Regions from separate parts of the Homo sapiens genome. Here region 2 is linked to region 1. Evidence: chromatin loops called from intact Hi-C (ENCODE). Cell type or tissue: dorsolateral prefrontal cortex. All regions are shown on one strand. Each heading gives the region's core, and the rest is flanking DNA. Links, peaks and the distances in the headings are about the cores only.

What was found. Peaks named below come from ENCODE experiments on the same cell type or tissue, not always from the same donor. Only the 100,000 strongest peaks of a DNase experiment are listed, where the experiment ranks them.
Region 2: a loop joins it to region 1, with 4 times the contacts of the local background. A loop is called at or near these places in 14 of 110 quality-filtered maps.

The regions. Positions count from the first base shown.
Region 1 is chr3:123,555,935-123,563,574 of GRCh38, reverse strand. The region is part of intron 3 of HACD2 (3-hydroxyacyl-CoA dehydratase 2); the gene reads left to right. Among named protein-coding and RNA genes, the nearest start is that of HACD2, 25 kb to the left of the region's middle. In dorsolateral prefrontal cortex, for the core only: a CTCF peak has its summit at 4,327 (motif pointing right); no DNase peak of the experiment used is centred there; H3K27ac peaks cover 1,593 bases.
Region 2 is chr3:122,939,576-122,947,215 of GRCh38, reverse strand. SEMA5B (semaphorin 5B) reads left to right here. Exons shown (of 23, transcript NM_001031702.4): 4 at 3,681-3,780. Among named protein-coding and RNA genes, the nearest start is that of LINC02035, 57 kb to the right of the region's middle. In dorsolateral prefrontal cortex, for the core only: CTCF peaks have their summits at 3,921 and 4,135 (motif pointing left); a DNase peak (open chromatin) is centred at 4,125.

The DNA of each region.
Region 1 (7,640 bases), core at 1,611-6,610:
GCCCTAGCCCAGGACTTGAACCTATGGCTGTGTGGCTCCAAGTCCATGCTCCACACTGCTCCTGTGGGTTTAGTTATAGGACCATTCTGAGCATGTCATTTGCCTACTTAAAACCTTTTGCTGGTTTAAATTTCTTCATGATCTGTGCCCTGCCCACTTCTCCAGTCTTTCCAGTGCCTACTCCCTGCCTCCCACTCCATGCTCATCTGCGCTGTGCCCAGGCTCTGCTCTCTGCCTGGAATGAGCAGCCCAGCCCCTTCAGCTGGCCAGCTCTGTGTGTCTCTTCCAGTAAACTTCCCTACCACCCACAGCTAGAGTAGAGACTCTTCCTCACTCTTCTATAATACCTTGCACCTAACTCGGTATTATACCTTCACAATGTATTATGTGTGTGGTCTGACACCGCACCCATGTCCCCACCAGTACCACTGAATATTTTTAGAGCAAGAGCTATTTCTTATTGATCTCTGTATCCTGGTAAGTACAGTAAGTACATAGTACCTAGCAGGAGTTTGGTGAATATTTGATCATCATCTTACCAAATTCTGGTGGGAATTTCCAAAACTTATTTCAAAGTTATTTCAGTTCCTTAAAGGAATTAGAGATAACAATAAGGAGTAAGCTGTTTCTAGCATTAACCTAAAGGCAATGCTTCATTTTTACTTAGATCACTTAAGTTTATTTGTGGAATGATGGTTTATTTTTCGGTAGCATTCTGAAAGTTTTCATTACAACAACTTAGTCTTCAGAAACTTATTTTAAAGCCTTGAGATACCTTTAGTTTACATATTGTTGATGAAAAGTATAGACCTGAGTCAGACTAGGGTTACTCACTAGCTGTGTGATTCCAGGAAGTAACTCAATTTTTGTGCTCATTTAATTCTTCATCAGTAAAAGGGGGATAAGAATACCTACCTCACAGATTGCTGTGAAAATTAAATGGAAAAATGCATGAAGAACACTCAGCACAATATCTGAAACATGGCTGTATTGAAAATTGCCCAATAAAATGGTAGCTCTTATTATTACTTAAGCAACATAATCTCATAGAATAATATTAAAAGATTATTGTTCCTCTAATGTTCAATATTTAGATATATATAAATGTAACTCTTTCATATTCTTAATTTTCTTAAATTATAATTTCTTTGCAAGTGAGCACTTCAGGGCCCTTCATTCTTAGTATGAGTTGGGGTTGCGTCTTGCTCACGGTTGTGACAATGCAACTTGGCAAATACGGCCTCCAGAAACAATCAACTAAAATCCATGGAGGGGCTCATTTCTGTGTAGCTGTAAATGAGTTCCCACACCTCAACTTTTTCAAAGTAGGTGGTTTGTTTTGTATTGATAATAGAAGGATGGGATTTCTCAAATGCTGTGGCTGCAGCCCTCAATCTAAGATTTGCAAAGCTTTTATATTTATTCAGTGTTTTTCCTTTTAGAAATGAGAATTTTAAAAAATAGGCCAGTCGTGGTGGCTCACACCTGTAATCCCAGTACTTTGGGAGGCCAAGGCGGGCAGATCACCTGAGGTCAGGAATTTGAGACCAGCCTGGCCAACATGGTGAAACCCTGTCTCTACAAAAAGTACAAAAATTAGCTGGACATGGTGGCAGGCGCCTGTAGTCCCAGCTACTTGGGAGGCTGAGGTGGGAGAATCACTTGAACCCAGGAGGCGGAGGTTGCAATGAGCCGAAATTGTGCCTCTGCACTCCAGCCTGGGCGACAGAGTGAGACCCCGTCTCAAAAAATAAACAGACACCAAAACCCACCCTGAGATATGTTTTTTTTTTTTTCCGTAATACTGCAAAGAAGAGTTGTGGTTTTTTATTCATGTGGTGTGATTTGTGTTGAATGAAGTATTAAGAAGTGTTATATCTTTTCTGTGTCGTCTTCAAGATTAGATTGTGGAAGAGGCATGGGGGCTATGGTTCTCAGCTGACTCTGCAATATGGTTCCCCTCTTTATGGATGGGGATTAGAGGTGCAGGTAGTGGAACTGAAGATACTCTTGGTAAGATGTGACACTGTGCATTTAGTGAACTTTCATGTCAGAAATTGTACTACCAACTCTAGAAGTTTTCTTTTGATAGAAAATTGTAGCTCAGTCACAGCCCAGAGAGTTATATCTAAAGCTTAGTATTTGCACTTTAATTTCATCAACAGGCAGGGACAAAAGACCTTTCACTTAGGATATCCTGGATTTGTGGTTTCAGATATTTGCTGTGTGTGCCAGCTTGCACTCCTCCCTCAAACAGAAGACACTTTATTAAAAAATTTTAAGTGAATTCCAAAAAAATCATAATCACCTTAATATTCATCGGTAGCGTATGGCTCCAGACTGATTTTATTAGGTAACAAAGGTTGCCAGGTAGGAAGCAGAGCAGCCGCTAGGGAGACCCACCCCTCTTCCTACCAAAAAAATCTTTCCAGCCCACTAATTAGAGCTAACTGAATCCTCCCTTGAACTGTAACACTCCCTCCTCTGCCCCCCCGCTACTTTGAGAGGGCCAAGTTTTTATCAGTCATTCACAATGCAGTATTGTAAAGGAACTGCCATCACTTATTTTTAAAACCAGACACAGAACCCACCAAATTTTAGCAGAAGAGAACTCTGGAAGGAGAGCATCTTAGAGGGAAGGGGGGAATTCCTCCAAATTTCTCTCTCCTGGAATTCTGCTTTCACACCTGTGCCCAGCCTTCAGCAGTGTGGCTGGGCACAGAAACATTACTGCATTGTTTCCACTTAGCTGACATTTTAAAAATGAACCTTACCAAATTGTAAGAAAGAGACAAAAAGGAATAATTACCCAAAATACAGACAGTACAGTATAAAAACCACCATCCCCAAAGAACAAGTTTCTAATCCAAAGCTCTAACTCCCTTTTAGTTTCTGGGGGCTGGCGCAGCTTCTACTGGCTCTCTTTAAGCCTTGTTCTTACCGGGACCCCTGTCACAAATATGGATAACAAACATTTCTTATTCAGATTTAAATATTGCTTTCTGCCTGGGAGCATGTTTAGTGGTGGTGATGGCAGGGGGATGGGGGAGAAAGGGATGTAACCTAGCCAGGCAGCTAGCCTGTCTCCCCTGCTTAGAGGTTTCTAAGGCTGACCCCTGGAGAGCCGCCTGGGGAGATTGGAGGCCTGGGTAGGAGGTTGCCAAATCCAACCTTCCCCTCCTTTGCAATTAATTCTGCCTTTGTCATTTATTCAAATACAGTAGTTTTCCAGCATCCTGACAATGGAGCTCTAACGGTCAAGACCATAAGTGGTCATATTCAAACTTTAATCTTTCCCAAATCAGTTAAGCGCTTCAGACCAGACCAGCTTAGTAGCCTCCCTCTGCCTTAGCTCTGGTTCATTCTGTTGTCTCCTGATCAAATGTTCCCTGCTCCCCTCCAGACAAGGAGAGAAGAAAATGCACCTGCATCTTGTGCTCCTGATACACAAAGCTTCAGCCCCTGTTCTCTGAATAAACCTTGCTTTTTCACACCTCCATAATTTTGTACATATGGTTTCCTTGGCGTGGAACACCAAGCTCTGTTAGTTGTTCCCTGCTCTGTGTGAATGTAACTGAGATGAAGGAAAGGAAGAGAGAAATAGAGCATGCTCATTTGTAGCCTAAAGAGCCTGAGCAGGGAGGGTGGAAGACTTACCCAGGTATACACCACCTGGTACCTCGCACTTTGCAAGCACTCAGTGAGCAGCACCCAAGTATGAGGCAAAAACAGTCCCCGAGGATTTCTGTGCCTAGTTGGAGTTCAGAAGGGAAAGCTATGAAGAGAGCCCAGATCAGGGAATTTTATCCTCTGCTGTCCCTGCAGGAACAACTAAGTCTTTCTTTGGAATGGAAACCTATTATTGAGACCTTAAGGTGCCTTCTCTATGAGATAGTATTAGCTGGCTGTCCAGTCCGTCAGAAATCAACCCAGGGCACACCCTGTTGGAAACATTACTAGTCGTTTGACAAGTCAGACACCTTCCCTCTGGGCCTAGTTTCCACATGTGAAAAACGAGGGCATTGGACTGAATACGTGATGATCTCTATCATTCCTTACAGCCACTCGTTCTGAAATTCTGTGAACCTGTAAATGTGATGTTGCTTCAGAAATGAATGTCAATGATCTGAGTAGTGATGTAAAAGGAGGGTACGCTAGATGTTTAAACGTGCCAAAGTATGAGTGTTTGGAAATTCATTTCAAGTACAGTAGTTCTACTACCTTTTTCCCTCTAGATAAATTTTGAAAGTCCCATCAGAATACAGAATTGAGAGAGGACACACACAACACGTTTTCTGTAACAGACGTTTACTATGGTCACCACTAGATGGCACCCTTGTATTAGTAAGGAGATTTTTCTCAGAAATTATAGGGCTTCGGGATGACTTCTAATAAAAATAGATAGTAATTAATCAATAGCTGAAACTGAGGAATGAGCAAGTTAAGCAGAGAAAATAGAAATGGATGTTTTTCTATCACTGTCTGATGACTTGATCCTTAAGATTCGAGGTAAGGAAAAGCTGGAGCTGTCTACATTGCCCTGATGGAGATTATTTTATAAATATTTCTTAATTGTAAAGCATAAGATACCTTTAAATCCAACATGAGTTTGATTTGCTTGATGAAAATGGGTGCCATATTTCAGCAGTTCTTTGGTGCGATGGTTTGTGATAGTCTGAAGTCAACCTTACACCTATTCTTAGCTTCAAAAGCAAGGTTAGTCCTGCAAAGTTGGGAACACCAAGTAGTTACCAAGTTGAGTAAATCCTGTTGAACCAAAAAGTGAAAACTTGAGTCATCTTTTAGCCAAAGAATAATTTGATTTATGCTTCTGTGGCAGGAGTTGAACAATGTGTTAAAAGGGAGCAAGAAAGCTTCGGAAAATTTGTATGACCGTGATATGTCATTTTTATAGTTCAGTTTCCTTTTCTTGGGAGAGGATTTTTTTTCTCTTCATTCACTGTAAACATCTTTCCATTAATTTTTAAAAATATGCTATTTTTTTAGAGCAGTTTTAGGTTCACAGCAAAATTGAGAGGAAGGTACAGACATGTCCCATAGGCCCCCTTCCTCCACGCATGCATAGTCTCCCATTATCAACATCCCCAACCAGAGTAGTACATTTGTTACAATTGATTAATGTACATTGACACATCATTTTTGTCCAAAGCCCATAGTTCACTCTTAGCATTGTACAATCGTTGGGTTTGGACAAATTTATAATGACATATATCTAATATTATACTGTCATACAGAGTGTTTTCACTCCCACTCTGGGGCTTGTCTTAAAAATCTTCTGTACTCTACCTGTTTATCCCCCAGAGCCCTGGAAGCCATTGATCTTTCCACTGTCTCCATGGTTTTGCCTTTTCCAGAATGTCATACAGTATGCAGCCTTTTCAGACCGACTTCTTTGACTTAGTAATATGTGTTTAAGTTTTCTCCATGTCTTTTCATGGCTTGATAGCCCATTTCATTTTAGCACTGAATAATACCCCGTTGTCTGGATGTACCACAATTTACCCATTCTCCTAGTAAAGTACATCTTGGTTGCTACCAGGTTTTGCCAATTGTGAATAAAGCTGCTATGGACATTTGTGTGCAGGTTTTTGTGCAGATGCAAGTTTTCAAATCCTTTGGATAAATACCAAAGAGCATGATTGCTAGATTATATGCTAAGGGTATGTTTAGTTTTGTAAGAATCTGCCAAACAGTCTTCTAAAGTGTCTGTACCGTTTTGCTTTCCCAAGAGTAATGAATGAGAGTTTCTTATTCCACATCCTCTGCTGCGTTTGGTATTGTCAGTGCTCTGGATTTTGACCCTTCTAATAGGTGTGTAGTGGTGTATTGATTATACATGACGTAGAGCATCTTTTAATATGCTTATTTGCATCTGTAGGTCCTCTTTGATGAGGTGTTTTTTGTTGTTTATTTTTTTGAGACAGTCTCACTCTGTCATCCAGGCTGGAGTGCAGTGGAGCAATCATAGCTCACTGTAGCCTTGAACTCCTGGGCTCAAGTGATCCTCCTGCCCCAGCCTCCCAAGTAGCTGGGACTACAGGTGTGAGCCACCATGCCCAGCTAATTTTTTTAATTTTTTGTACAGATGGGATCTTGCTATCTTTCTCAAGCTGGTCTTGGCCTCAAGTGACCCTCCCACCTCAGCCTGGTAAAGTATCTTTTAAGGCAGCGGTCCACAACCTCTTTGGCACCAGGGACTGGTTTCGTGAAAGACATTTTTTCCATGGACTGGGGATAAGGGGAGGGGGTGGTTTTGGGATGAAATTGTTTCACTTCAGATCATCAGGCATTAGATTCTCATAAGGAGCACTCAACCTAGGTCCCTTGAATGCACAGTTGACACTAGGGTTCATGCTCCTATGAGAATCTAACACTGCTGCTGATCTGACAGGAGGTGGAGCTCAGGCAGTGATACTCACTCACCTGCTGCTCTCCTGCTGCGCAGCCCAGGGACTGGGGACCCCTGTTTTAGGGTCTTTTTAAGTTTAGGATAACAGTCCTTTGTCAAATATTATCTTTTGCAAATATTTTCTCCTGGTCTGAGGCTTGTCTTTTTATTCCCTTTACAGTATCTTTTGCGGAGCAGAAATTTTTAATTTTAGTCAAGTCCAGTTTGCCAGTTTGTTGGACTTCAGACATTCTAATAGGCGTGTAGTGGTAGTTGTTGTTTTAATTTTTATTTCTCTAATGACAAATGCTATGGCACATCTTTTCATATGCTCATTTGTCATCTTTTGGGGCAAGGTGTCTATTCAGGTCTTTGCTCATTTTTCAGTTGGATTGTTTTTTTGTTGAGATTTAAGAATTCTTTCTATATTTTGGATACAAATTCTTTATCAGACAGGTGTTCAGCAAATATTTTCTCTTGCTCTGGGGCTTGTCTTTTGATTCTTTTAATAGTGTCTTTGAGGAAGCACAGATTTTTAAATTTAATAATGTACAACTTAACCAGTTTTCCCTTTCATGGATTGTGCTTTGGTATTGTGTCTGAAAACTTGTTACTATAGATATCTCGATTACCCTGATTTGATCTTTACATATTACATGAATATGTCAAAATATCACATGTACCCTGAAAATATGCACATCTATTGTATATCATTTTTTTTTTTTTTTTGAGACGGAGTCTTGCTCTGTCACCCAGGCTGGAGTGCAGTGTCATGGTCATGGCTCGCTGCAGCCTTGATCTGCAGGGCTCAGGTGATCCTCCCACCTCAGCTTCCCAAGCAGCTGGGACTACAGGCGTGCACCACCACACTTGGCTAGTTTTTGTGCTTTTTGTAGAGATGGGACTTCTCCGTGTTGCCAGGGATGGTCTTGAACTCCTGGGGTCAATAGATCTGCCTGCCTTGGCCTCCCAAAGTGCTGGAATTACAGGCATGAGCCACTTCACCCGGCCTCAATTTATTTTTTAGAGATGGGGTCTTGCTGTGTTGCCCACACCAGTCTCAAATTCCTGGCCTCAGGTGATCCTCCCGCCTCAGTCTGTGATCCATTTTGAGTTAATTTTTGTGAAAGGTGTCAGGTCTGTGTCTAGTTTTATTTATTTATTTTTTTACATATAGTCATCCAGTTGTTCGGCACGATTTGTTGAAAAGTCTATTCTTTCTCCATTGCGT
Region 2 (7,640 bases), core at 1,216-6,215, 620 kb after region 1:
CTTCTGATGGCTCCTGGAGTGCTGGTGGCTGTCACTGAAGAGGACAGAGGGGGACAGAAGGAGTGGATTCTTAGGGCTAGCCTCCTCACACTGGGGCCTCTGTGGCAGCTCCTAATGAAACATTTCCTCCCAGGGGCTTTGTTGGGGGCAATATTGGCTTGGCTGAGTCTGGGGGCAGGGACATGGAAGGAGAGCTGGGGAATCCCTGTCTCCCGACCAATCAGGTCTCCATCTGTGCAAATTGGGTTGGGGGAGGAAGTCAGAGAGGTGGGAGATGTCTTCTGTGTGTGCCTGGGTTCCTTGAGACCATTTTTGACCCTCAGGTATGCATTGAATGAATCTGACTTCTCGCCCCATCCTCCTACAGAATGAAGGAATGCCCCTCTCCCCTTCCCCATTCTGACAGCTTTGAGTTTTCCTATCCGTTTGCTGAATTTTTATTGGGCCCTGCTTTGTGCCAGGCACAGAAGGGGATGCTGTGGGGCCTCAGAGGTGAACAAGAGTTTCCTCTGCGTACCTAATGATCTCGTATTGTTGGTTAAAAGTCACTGCCTTTGGTCCCTCAGCCCAGCTGGTACTGGTTCTGGTCCTGGACCAGGACTGGTTCTCTTGTGTTCCCACATCCCTTAGCACAGCTGAGCACACAGTAGGGACTCAATTCATGCTGGGCAAAGGACTGTGCTCTGGGGATGCTGTGTTCAGGAGAAGTTGCCCTAATCAAGGACAGCACCAACCCCAGCCTCCAAGCCCCCTAGGATGTTACACTTCCTTTCTGACCAATCTGTAGGCTGCCAGCCTTGTAACTGTGAGTTTCCCTCTCCCCTGACACCTGACTGAGCTGTGAATAACCCCTAAATACCCTAGAGGAGCTGCCAGTCACAGAATCTGACTGCTGTTTTTCTGTTTTGTAAGGCTAAATTTTCCCCTGTGGGTTTCTCTTAAGGGGGGCCAAGCTGTGTTTCTCTTCAGCCTGCATATTCTCTCATTTGCCAGTGTTACCTTTCCAGGCAGCAGGAGAAGCCAGCCTGGACTTAACAAATGACGGTGGTTAATCCACAAGGTGGGTAATTGAATTGACTATAATTAAAATCACAGGCGTGTCATGGAGAATGTCTTTTTCTCTTAAAGTCACCGTCCAAAGCCTTTGCCGCACACAGAGCTCGGAACGTGCTTGGTGTTTTAAAGACAGCCTTCCCTCTGGTCCCCTTGGCCTGTTTAATACGAGCAGGCTGGTTCCCTTCCCAAGGCCCCCCTAGGATCCCCGTGCTATGCCCGGCTCCTTCTCTCCCCACTTCCCCCATCCCCCTTGCCCATGTGGGTGAGGGCTACTGGGAGAGGGACGGAAACTGGAAGAGGCCACCACCCTCCATGCCCCCACCCCCACCTCCCCATTTTTATCCCATCTTGTACCCTGTTTCCTCTTCTTTTCCCCTCCTCCCCAAGAAAGGGCCTAAGTGAAGACTGAGCTGGGAAGTCCCCAGATGGAGTATCTACTGCAGACCCGTCATGCCACCTCCTCCCTCATTTAGCTGCCTACATCTGGAATGCCCTTGTTGAAAGGGAAGGAGGAAATTAAGGTGCTTGCTGCTGTTAGGGAGCACCCAGTCTCATAGGGACAGGGAAGACCCTGCCCTACACACACAGAAAATATTTGACCACATTCAGAGTGGTCAAATACACCATAACATACAATGTGAATGGAATGGAAAAATAGAGAGAATGTGGAGCAAAATAAGATCAGGGTGGAGAGGTTGTAATCCAGGAACGCTTCCTGGAGGAGGAGGATCCTTGGTTTCATTTCTAAGGTAATGTAATATTTATCCAGGATTTCTGAGAGGTCAGCTAAAAACCTAACCCACCAGACTCCAGATCCACTTCTTATCCTATATTGCCCAAAAGCCATCGTGACTACATGACAATTCTTGCCAACCTATAGTCACCAACCTATAATCACCTGCTGGGGGCAAAGGCAGGCCCAAGGGGTTTGCTTCATTTTGCTGCAGAATTTCTTTCTTCTTCTTTTTTTAATCATGCCTATCACAGTTTTCTGAAAAACATCCAACTCACAAAACCTCCAGTTCTCCAGGGAGCGATTAAATGTTTGCCTGTCGTGCAGAAATGAAGGGCTGCTTTTACTCTGTAGTGGAGGGATAATGAGCAATGATTTATTTCCTTTGGATTACACACACACAGACTCTCTCTCTCTCTCTGCCTCTCTCTCTATCTCTCTCTCTCTCCTGGCCCTTCTGTGAGTCAGTTGCTAAGGCACTGTGGGGAGAAAGCACAGTGCCTCCCATTACCCTGAATCTTTACCAACAGCGGCATGAAAGTTCCTCTGCTCCATGGCTCTCTCCTTACTGCTGCCAATTCCCACCCATCCATGGGTCATGCATAGGCTGAGGGAGAGCTATCAGGAGGCTGTGAATCAAGAAGGGAGAAGTGTGTCTCCAGCAGGAGGGAAACCGGGCGAGTCAGCTGGCACTTTCTAAGCAGGCCCTCCCAGACCACTCCCCATCCGCCCAGAGGCCGTGAGGTCTCCTCTCTGCCCACCCAGTCCCTTTGAAAGGCCTTGATTGGGAACAACCTTCCTTGGAGGCAGGGTGGACACTGACCGCCCAATCTCTGCACCTCCCACCTCTGCAGAATCTTGTCTGAAAATCCAATTCCCCTCATACAAGAAGGAATTGAGGATTATTCATATATTCGTTCAAACACTGCTAGGTGCTGGACTGAGCCTGGAGATCTAGGAAGCAAAGTCTTTCTTGGCCCCCAGGGCAAACTACCAGGCTAGACACACAGTGTGGCAGTAAAGTAGAAGACTATGGGAGCCCTTTAGCCTGGCTTGAAGCAGTCAGAGAAGGCTTCTTGGAGGAGGTAGGGATGGGGGTGAACAGGAATTGTTCCATCAAGGGAGAACAGAAGCACAAAGGTTTGCAGGCTCTTGTGGGATGGATTTGGGGAAGTGTGAAGTGTTTTAGTGTGGCTGGGGTGGAGAGTTTAGGGAATGTAAAAGGTGAAGCATCATTCTTTCAGGGGATCAGTAAATAATCACTGTGCCAGGCACTGGACTTGGGAGGACAGTGGACCAGAACCCAAGGGCCTTCGCAGGAGTTGGACTTTTCCTGGGGGTAGTTGGGAGCTATGGATGGGTTCTGGGCTGGAGAGTGACATGACCACATTTGCATTTGAGAACAAGCGTTCAGGTTGCTTTGTGGGAAAAGGACTCGAGGGGCAGGCCTGGAAGCCAGGCTGGTTAGGAGGCTGTTGGCACTGCTCCAGACAAGAGCTGGTGGTGGCTTGGATGTAGGTGGGATACAGTGGGAAAAAAGTGGATGGATTTCAGAGGCAGTGTAGAGGTAGAACAGGCAGGATTTACCAGTGTGTACTTATGTGGCTAGTGAAGGTCTGGGGGAAGTCAAGGGCGAGTATAAGTATCCCTTCATGCCTCTGTGGGGAGGGTAGTGCCCTCCTCTGAGCTAAGGAGTGTGGCAGAAGAATGACTACAACACCCACTCCCAAGTCCCTAGGGGCACACAGAGGTGGGCAGGTGGCACCAGGTCTCCCGGGTGCCACCGCCCCACTTCCCCCTGACTTTCACCCTTCTGTTCTGTGGTCTGCTGCGATGCAGCTGGGAGCCTCTGGCCCAACAGTAACCACAGGGTTGCCTCTCCCTCCACCAGACCTGCAGCCGTGGGTCTCTAACTTCACCTACCCTGGAGCCCGGGATTTCTCCCAGCTGGCTTTGGACCCCTCCGGGAACCAGCTCATCGTGGGAGCCAGGTAACAAGGGGCAGAAGGGTCGGGGTGGGAAGTGCAGGGGCTTGGAGCTGGGTAGAGGGAATATTATTCAGGATGAACTCACCTGGGCAGCCCCGCGTGCTGGGCCCCATCCTCTCTGCTGGGCCCTCTCCTTGTGGATGTCTGTCCCCCCACAGGAGGAAGCGTGTTTCGGCTGGGTGGGGGTGGGGGTGACTCTTGACCTCGCAATCTCAGCCAGCTGCAGGCCCCTGTGGTTGGCAGTTAGTGAGAGCAGGGACGCCTGCTGGCCACCTCCTGCCCGGTCCCTGCCTGGTCCCTGCCCGGCTGTCAGAATGGTTTTCTGGGCCAATTCCCCGGGAGTTCCATGCAGAGAAGGTGCCCAGGGGCCCCCTGCCGGCCAGCCGGCGGCCTGCACCTGGGACGGCTGGGTAGGGGTAGAACCTTTCCCGAAGGACCTCACCTACCTTTGGCCTGACCTCTTAGTCCACTGTTCAGATCCAATATCAACAGACAGTACTCTCTGGGGGAACCTGTGGAGACTTTCTGGGTGGACTAGGAGGAGCTCATTCCTCATGAAACCACAGAACATTGGCTCTGGTAGGGAGGGGGCTTAGAGAGGGCCGACCCCAGTAGCTCTCATGGTGCAGTCTCTGGCCCAGCAGCACCCGAGAATGTGTTGGAAATGCAGATTCTTGGGTCCTTCTCAGACCTCTTGAGTCAGAAACTCTGGGAAGAGGCAACCTGTGTTTTAGCAACCCTTCCAGGTGGCCTGACCACACTCAAGTTTGAGAATCTCTGGTGTCATCCAACCGTCCTTATTTTAAACAGGCGGTAGCAGAGGCACTGAGAGGGGAAGGTGACCTTCCCAGCATCACATAGCATGATGACAACAGGGTGTGGGGACTACAGCCAGGTCTCCTTAACCCAGGCCTAGAGTTTCTCTGCAGGTCTGTCTGTGTTATCGCCTGGGACTGCACTACTTTTCAGCTCTGCAGCCCAGAGGTTCTGACTCAGTGGGTGTGGGGTTGGGGAGAGGATGGCCACTGGGTTGGGCACTTCCGGGCCATGCTGTAGCTGACCATCCTTGCCCTGGAGCTTTCTTTAGTGTCTCCACCCCTTCATTTGCTGTATGAAAATGAGGCAAGTCAAGAACACAGCTCTGGATTAGGTGTGGATGAGCTGGGTTCCTGTCCTGGGGGATCTTGACCTTGGAGCCTCAGTTTCCTCATCTGTAAAGTCTGGGTTACAGTCTCTGTGCCACCAGTCTCACAGGGCTGCTGTGAAGCTGGGCCTGAAAGCATTTTTCTTTTAATTTTTTAATTTTTAAATTAACTATTTTGTCTTATGGTAGGACATTCAAAAGGTACAAAGGAGTATATGGTGAAAAGCAGGGCCACCCCCTCAAACAAGCAGGACCCCTGACTGAAGGTTCACCTAGTGGTGAGGTTCCTGACTGTGCCCCCAGAGGGAGTCTGTCCATATGCAACTATACAGGAGGATGGACTTTATTTTCCCAGCAAAGAGAGTAATTGTTTTACTCTCTATTTTGAGATGACTGTCGATTTACACACAGTTGTAAGAAATAATAGAGATCCCATATACCCTTCACCCAGTTTCCCCCAAGGCTAACATCTTGCATAACTGTAGGACAACATTAAAATCAGGAAACTGGCCTTGATGTGATCCTTCAACCTAATTCTGATTTCACTAGTTTTACATGTGTACTTCAACAAACCCAAATGGTAGCATCCGAAGACTCTACTCTGAACCTTGTGAAAGCATTTCAAAAGCTGCCATTTATTCCGCACCGGCCATGTGCCAGGCACTATTTTATATGTCATATATGTAGTAAGTCAGTTACTGCATGTAGTAAAGGTAGTAAATCACACATGTATTTAATCTAATACATGTAGTAAATCATGCCTGCAGTAAATCATTGAATCTTCACAAGTGGGTGAACCCAGGAAGTGGGTTCTATGTACCCCCATTTTATGGACCAGGAAACTGAAGCTCAGAGAGGTTATGTTACCCTGTGACTGTGGTCACACTGTTCTTCCTCATCCGCTCTGCGGCTTCCCCAGAAGGTGGTTATGTTTTCTGTCTGGAGGCTTCCCACACAAAGATGGAGGGACACTTTTTCCTGCATCCTTGAGCCTGGCTATGCCCTCAGATGGACAGGGAAACTCAATTCTAGACCTGGTCCCTTAGGCTTCTTAGAGCCAATGTAGTGGGTCTTTGGCCACTTTCTTTTCCTGTCTCCAGCTCATTTTCCTTCCTCCTTTTCTTCTGCCTGACATTGTCTTCCCTTCTTCTTGACCCCTGGATCTCTGGAATTCAGGCTAGGGAAATTTTTTATTCATTTATAACCCTCCCTTGTTCCGAAAGGGATTTAGGGTGGGTCAGGCTACAGAGATTTCTCTCTGTTCTCATATTCCAGCTCCCAGGAGAGTTGACTGCGATGTTGTGATGAATGATTTTTGATGGGATAAAAATGAATAAAGTGATGCAATGTTTCCCCTAATTTGTTAAAGCTGTGAGCAGATGCCTGTGTTACCTAAGCAGGCAGCTGGGGCACAGCCATAAGCTGGAGCTTATCTGTTCCCAGGCCAGGAGGGTGGGATAGGGAGAGCTCTGCTAAGGACTTGGGGAGGGGGTTGGAGAAGGACAGCAGAGGCCTGGAGCCAAGGTCACCTGGGAGGCCCGCCCAGCCCCAGGACAGCAAAGAAGATGAGTGGGGCCTGGGCCTGGAGCCAGAGCTGGGAAGAGAAGCCTCCTGGCCTGCGGCATCTCCTTCCGGCTCTGGATTCCTTCAGCAGGGGCCCTCTTTCTCTTCCGGTCCCACTCCACAGCCTTTCCCCTCATTTCCCTCCTCAGCTGAGGTAGGCCAGAACTTTCTAAAATCTTTGTTCCTAAAAAGTTTAGGAACCAAAATAGGAATAGCCCAAAGAAGACAGAAGAACCAAAGAAAGAAAATTGGTGGGGGAAATCAAGACTTTGCATCTGTTCAGCATGAACAGAGCCTTTAAATGTGCATCACACCATTCCTCTGTCTCCACAGTCCTGTGAAATAAGAAAGATAGCCATTCACTTCCCCATTGTACAGATGCAGGCACTGAGACTCTCAGAAGGTGGCAGGTGGCTGAGCTGGAATTCTCCCTGTCTGTGCATGGTGGCCTTCTGACTCCAGCATCCATGCAAACAAATTTCAGCAGCAGCTGACACTTATGATACTCAATAAGTGTCTGATATCATTATTACTACTAGTAGTATCCTCTTTGTTACTGAAGGTGAAAACTGTTTGAGGTTGATAAGTCTGGAAGCCCTGTGCAGGCTGGACTGTGGGGAGAGGGATGGTGAGGTGGTGGATGGGGTCGTTTGGGTTAGAGGAGAGAGGGTGGTCCAGAAAGGTGGCCACAGAAAGGTCAGACCTGGAGTCACTGACTGCTGGAGAGACTGCAGGAGATGAACAAACAAATCGGACTCAGGACCCCGGGATGTGGAGCCAGGAGAGATGGCTGGCCTGTGTGAGAAGGGGTGAGTCAGGGTGGAGGGCCAGAGTAGGAGGAAGCTGGCTGTCTGCATCTCTGTAAGAGTGCTGTGAGGCTTTACATTTAACAGCCTCCATGGTTGGAAAAGGTGGGGTCAAGGGGTTCCTCCCAGGGCTAGCTGAGTTGGCTGGGAGCAGAGACAGCATGGAACTTGGAGGAAAGTCTGGGTTTCAATCCTAACTCCTTCACTTACTATCTTGGTGACTTGGGCCATTTACCCACCTTGCTTCTTCATCTGTAACTTGGAGCTTCCTGGATTTCCTCCCAGGGTTGTGTGAAGATTAAGTGAGCAAATGGAGGTAAAGCTCTCCTTAGGGGTTGACCCTAGGCAAT